Regions from separate parts of the Homo sapiens genome. Here region 2 is linked to region 1. A link is an interaction called in ENCODE POLR2A ChIA-PET data of the cell type or tissue named here. Cell type or tissue: MCF 10A. All regions are shown on one strand. Each heading gives the region's core, and the rest is flanking DNA. Links, peaks and the distances in the headings are about the cores only. Region 1 has its middle 150 kb from the start of SLC38A4. Region 2 overlaps SLC38A4-AS1 (SLC38A4 antisense RNA 1).

Region 1 (2,929 bases), core at 101-2,600:
CTATTTAAATCCAAATAGTCAAACAATAATAACAAGATTGTTTTCACAGGACATTGACGTTTGATATAACACACTTGAAGGAATTCTGATCGTTTAATTAAATTGATACTCTCTTGTAACAGGAAATCGACACAACCCCTTTGGAAAACTGTTGGCATTATTAACCACTTTGCAAAACTGTTGGCATTATTTACTAAAGCTGAAAATACACAGGATTTCCACTCTTGAATAATACCTATATATGTGTGCATATATACACACACTACACTACAAAGAGACGTGCAAAAGATTGTTCATTGTGGAATTATCTGTAACAAAATAAAACGGAAACAACTCAATTCTCTATCACCTGGAAAATGGAGAAATAAAATTATGTATATTCGTATAATAAAGTCTTTTATAGCAATAAGAATGAATGAACCAAGCTACATACAACAAGAATACAGCTCATAACCTAATGTTAAGCAAAAAATGTCAGACACAAAGGAATGCATACTGAATGATTCCATTTATATAAATGCCACAAAGAAGCAATCTATTCTATATATTAATCTGTGATGACATACTAATGGCAGTGGCAGTAGAGGAACAATGATAGTGCCTGAGAGGAAGCAAAGGGGGCTCCTTGGATGTTTCATGATGTTGTCTTTCTTGACTGGGTTGTGGTTTAATGGATGTTTACCTTGAGATAACTGGTTCAGCTGTACATTCATGTAATATGCACTCTTTCTTCAATAAAAAGTTTTAAAAGAAGTAATGATACATAACCAATATTTCTGATGCACGGAGGAGGTATTATGTGGAAAAGCACCAACAACTCTTGGTTAAAAAGTGACTTGGAAGAGTTAGACTCTGAATGTGAAGTTTTAGGAATATCTTAAGCAATTTATTTTGCTTATATGTTTCTTTTTATTATGCATAAGGAGGATATATGATAAAATTCTCTGTATAAGTAAGCCTTAGAGATCTCCTTTAATAAGTATCAATTTAAAATTCTAAGTGATATGGAAGTATAGTGACAGGTTTTTTTCTTAGTGGTACATAAAATAATGGTACATTTTACTATCTATGGTTTCTTAGATTCGATGGTATATAATATAAAAGTTATTGTTTATAAATTTAATTTATCCAACAAAAGGATTCAGAAGGCAGTGAAATCAGGAAGTTGGCATACTCATAAAGAAATGTTGAAGCACTGGCCATGTAAATGCGAAGCTGAGTCAATGTAAGCAACAGTAGTACTAAGCTCAGCAAGTCTTAACTTGTACAGTGATTACGCAGAGTAACAGTTAAGCATAAAATCCAAGTAAAGAAAGAAGGAATTTAGAAGATGGATTAAATGAGAGCTGTATATCTGCTGTGGTTTTTAAAATTTCTGGTTAGCCCAGGGAAATTATTCAGCTTAGGTCCACCAACTTGGGCTAACTGCAATTACAGTTATGAGAATGAACCAAATATCTGCATCTTCCTAACTCCCACTTTTACTTTGTTTCTAAGTTGCCTGTGTACTTGTGTTATCTCCCCCACTAGACCATGACACCCTAAGGACAGGAATAGTCATATTTCTCTTGCATCCTCTATAGCATCCAGGTAGTGCTGAAAATATAATAGACAATTAGTAATCCCCCAAAAAAACACCTCTGCATTATAATGTCTCAGTTCAAGTATGATCCAAGCAGTTTTTGTCAAAGACATCAAGAGGAACCTCAAGCGCTCTGAATGCTAATTCATCTTCACTGACTGTAAGCACCAGAATTAACCTATCTTCCCAGTTTATACACATGTCTGGTGTTAAGACGCAGTTGTAATTCATGTTTCATAGACTCAACTGCTAATGTAGAAGTTTCAGGCTCCTACAAAATCCCCACCACCCTACAAATATTTCTGGGGATCCTCCAGTAGATGGCTCACCTATACTTAGTAACAAATCCACTCCTGGTGTCTGCTACTGCCACTCTCTCCTGTCTTTTCTACCAGTGCATCTTCCAGCCAACACCATGCTCCATGGGTACTTCTCTCTCCCACCAGAGAGGAGATAGCTGCACTTTACAGTGTTTTCTTGGAAAAGAGGTGGGTAATCGCCTTGCCTCCTTTGGGGTCATAATCTGTTAAAGAACTATTCAGGCCAAGCTGCCACTGCACTAATGTCTTAAATTTAGAGAAATAGCCCTTCCAGTCTTTACTTTGTTCTCTCCTCACAACAGTATTGAAGTATTCATGTTGTGGGGGCTGGGCTTGGAGATAAATCGCAGCAATACACTCAGTGAGATCACAAAAACTGCCTCTCCCTTTGGTCTCAATAGAGCCTCTGGAAAAAGGCCCCTTTGGAATGTGGTAACAAAACCTTTCTTTGGGTCACCAAACTGTCACCTAAATTTGTTGTATGAATATCCTTAAATATACAGCTGATTGGGGCACTAGACTTTAAACCAGCAATTATTGACTTGGATATTGTGTTTAATGTATAAAAACAACTGCCTTTTGTTTCTATAGATTTCAAGTCCTGGCAGGTTCCTCGGGCCAGGGTGGCCCAGCCTACAAATGCCTGGCTCCTGAACAGAGGGGACCCAATGGCTATTTTCCAGGACAGATGGAAGTATCAGGACTGGGCAGCTACTGTTGCTCTTGCTGAGTCGCTAGAGGCGACATCATCTAATTTGCTTGGTTTTCGCTTGTACCCTCTCACTCAATGCTTTCTGTGTAAAAGCCCACTCATTGTACCTTCTTCTAGTTTCTCATCTTAAATCAAAAAGTTAGTCCTTATTCAGACCAATCTACCATTTGTGACTGGATCTATCTTCTTTGCCTCTCTCCCAGGAACCTCCTCAGCCTCCTAGAAACAGGCTTCTGCAAGCCATTACAAAGCTTGGCAGGCACGCCCAGGCGTGACTAGAGTTTAGGAGTGGGCAGAGTTCATACTACAGCTATT
Region 2 (2,929 bases), core at 120-2,619, 250 kb after region 1:
TGTATTATAACTTCACTCTGACTCTATTTAATGGTATGATTCAATAAATTGTAGGTTCATCTTAATCTCCTCAAAATACTCTTGGCCTTTTGCCCAAAAGTGGGGGAAGGAATTAGTAACTAAAATAGCAAGAGAAGCTTGCTGTCAGTTAGTCTCCTGGAAAAGTACTATACTGAAGATTCAATATAGCAATACTGTAACTTACTAAGATGGTATATAAGGAATTAGACAGTGGAAAATTTAAGGTACAGATTAAGATTACAGCTACAGGACTATAAACATGGCACTAAAAAGTAAATGAGGCCAGGTGCCTCATTTAGCTGGGTGTGGTGGCATGTGCCTGTAGTGCCAGCTGCTTGGGAGGCTGAAGTGGGAGCATCACTTACGCTCAGGAGGTCAAGGCTGTTGTGAGCCGAGATCACACCACTGCACTCCAGCCTCAGCAACAGAGTAAGACCCTGTCTCAAAAAAAAAAAAAAAAAAAAAAAAGGGCCGGGCGCAGTGGCTCACGCCTGTAATCCCAGCACTTTGGGAGGCCAAGGCAGGCGGATTACCTGAGGTCAGGAGTTCAAGACCAGCCTGGCCAACATGGAAAACCCCATCTCTACCAAAAATACAAAAATTAGCTGGGCGTGGTGGTGGGCGCCTGTAATCCCAGCTACTCAGGAGACTGAGGCAGGAAAATCACTTGAACCTGGGACGTGGAGGTTGCAGTGAGCTGAGATTGTGCCATTGCCCTCCAGCCTGGGCAACAGAGCAAGGCCCCATCTAAAAAAAAAAAAAAAAAAAAGGACTAAATATGTACCGAACTCCATGTATATGAAAATACTGACCTAGATGTCTTCTTTATATAATTTCATGTTATTTTTATAACAATACTGTAAAATAAGCATTATGCCCTCCTTAGAGCTCAGAAAACCGAGTTTCTATGAGATTATATTACACAATTGATGCCCTCCCATTTCCTAGGTAGACCCAGATGTAGTAATACATGGATCTTCCACTTTCAGCCTGTGTAATCCTGAACAAGTCACTGAAAATCTGGGAGCCTCATTTTCCTCACCTGAAAAATGAGTAATGAGACCTACCTTACTACTTCCAAAAGTTATCACAAATACACTTAATAAACTACAAAACAAAACACAAGTGGTGGTTACTCTTATTAATACAAACAACTAGTTAATAAGAGAAAGTGATAGAGACTGATTTCTAAACTGTTTCCTGACACTTTGTTTTCAAATGCTTGATGATGCAATACTGAGCTGTGTTTTCCCAGCAAGGTCTTTGGGGTTGTCAATGAATCATTTCCTTCACATTCACATGAAAGATATGCCTGGGTAGATCAGGTTCCCACCCTGTTTTATCTTAACAACCCATACATTGCAGGTAAGCAAACAATTAGTATTGTTCAGAATTTCACTTACAGAAATCTAACATTCCCTCTCTGCAGATATTTTTCAGCACAAAGAACGGGGACTTTTGGGTCATTGACCTACTGACACTGCATTTACAATGACAAGTTCTATGTCTGCAACGTAAAAGGCAAGAAGACTAAATCTGTTTTCCATTTTTCTTGTGAACTAAACTGGGTTTTCAAAGAATACCTTATGTGGATCTACAACATAAAAGACAGCAAAATAAATATTTTATTAGAATATTTTATCAGTTCAACTTTGTAACATATATTATAAGATTAATCAATGGTAACAATAAGTTTTAAGGAACATAAATTTGAAATTGAAGATTATTCATGACAGTAATAACAAATCTAAAAATAACCTCAGTATCCAATTTATTTTATCTTGCTGTTTGGTTTTTACTAAACTAAGTCTGATTCATAAGCAATTGCATATGAGAACAGTTTTTTAATATTTTGCCACATTTATTCCATTTATTCATCAAACCATCCATTCATCCTTCTATTTTTCATTTGTTTACTGAACCATTTCAAAGTAAATTATAGATAATAGCATGCCTCCCTCGTAAACCTCTTGGCATGCATCTTTTAAAAATTAGGGAGTTTTCTTAACATAGCCACAATACCATTATCACTCCTAAAAATTTAGGGATTCCTATAATAATAATTCTAATATCTAGTCCTTATTCAGAATCCCAATTGTCCCTCAAACTTGTTCTCCCAACAGGATCCAATACGGAATTACACATTGTTTTCATGTTTACATCTCTCAAGTTTAGTTTATCTTAATATAGCTCCCCCTGTGCCCCATCACCTGCTCTTTTTCCCATCCCACTGACCTGAAGAGACCAGAGTAGTGCCCCACATTCTGGAATTTTTTTGAGGGTTATGCCCAATTCTTTCATTTATTTATTTGCTTTTAATTTTAAATTCAAGAGGTATATGTGCAGGTTTATTACATGGGTATAATACCTGATGCTAAAGTTTGAGCTTCTAATGATCCCATAAACCAAGTAGTGAACATAGTACCCTTGCTCCCTCTGTCTCTCCCTCCTTTTGGAATCCCCAGTGTCTATTTTTCCCATCTTTGTGTCCAAGTGTACCCAATGTTTAGCTCCCACTTAAAAGTAAGAACATGTGGTATTTGGTTTTGTTTCTGCATTAATTTACTTAGGATAATGGCCTCCAGATGCATCTACGTTACTGCAAAGGGCATGAATACATTCTTCTCTGTGGCTGCATTGTGAACCTGGTGGATATTCACCACATTTTTTTAGTCCAGTCTACCGCTGGTGGGCACCTAGGTTGATTCCATGTCTTTGCTATTGTGAATAGTGCCATGGTAAGCATAGCAGTGCAGGTGTCTTTTTGGTGGAACGATTTATTTTCCTTTGGGTATATACCCAGTAATGGGATTGCTGGGTTGAATGGTAGTTCTATTATTAGTTCTTTGAGAAATCTTCGAACTGCTTTCCACAGGCGGTGAATTCATTTGCATTCCCACCAGCAGTG

Evidence for each region. Peaks named below come from ENCODE experiments on the same cell type or tissue, not always from the same donor. Only the 100,000 strongest peaks of a DNase experiment are listed, where the experiment ranks them.
Region 2: POLR2A ChIA-PET joins it to region 1 with 45 read pairs; 4 of 35 experiments call an interaction of 5 or more read pairs at or near these places.

The regions. Positions count from the first base shown.
Region 1 is chr12:46,676,949-46,679,877 of GRCh38, reverse strand. No RefSeq gene overlaps it. Among named protein-coding and RNA genes, the nearest start is that of SLC38A4, 150 kb to the left of the region's middle. In MCF 10A, for the core only: a CTCF peak has its summit at 1,914 (motif pointing right); DNase peaks (open chromatin) are centred at 1,227 and 1,927.
Region 2 is chr12:46,428,958-46,431,886 of GRCh38, reverse strand. The region is part of intron 2 of SLC38A4-AS1 (SLC38A4 antisense RNA 1); the gene reads right to left. LOC124902923 (a long non-coding RNA gene) reads left to right here. Exons shown (of 2, transcript XR_007063284.1): 2 at 1,451-1,655. Among named protein-coding and RNA genes, the nearest start is that of SLC38A4-AS1, 47 kb to the right of the region's middle. RefSeq lists enhancers at 1,207-1,501, 1,040-1,541. In MCF 10A, for the core only: no CTCF peak of the experiment used is centred there; DNase peaks (open chromatin) are centred at 1,016 and 1,276.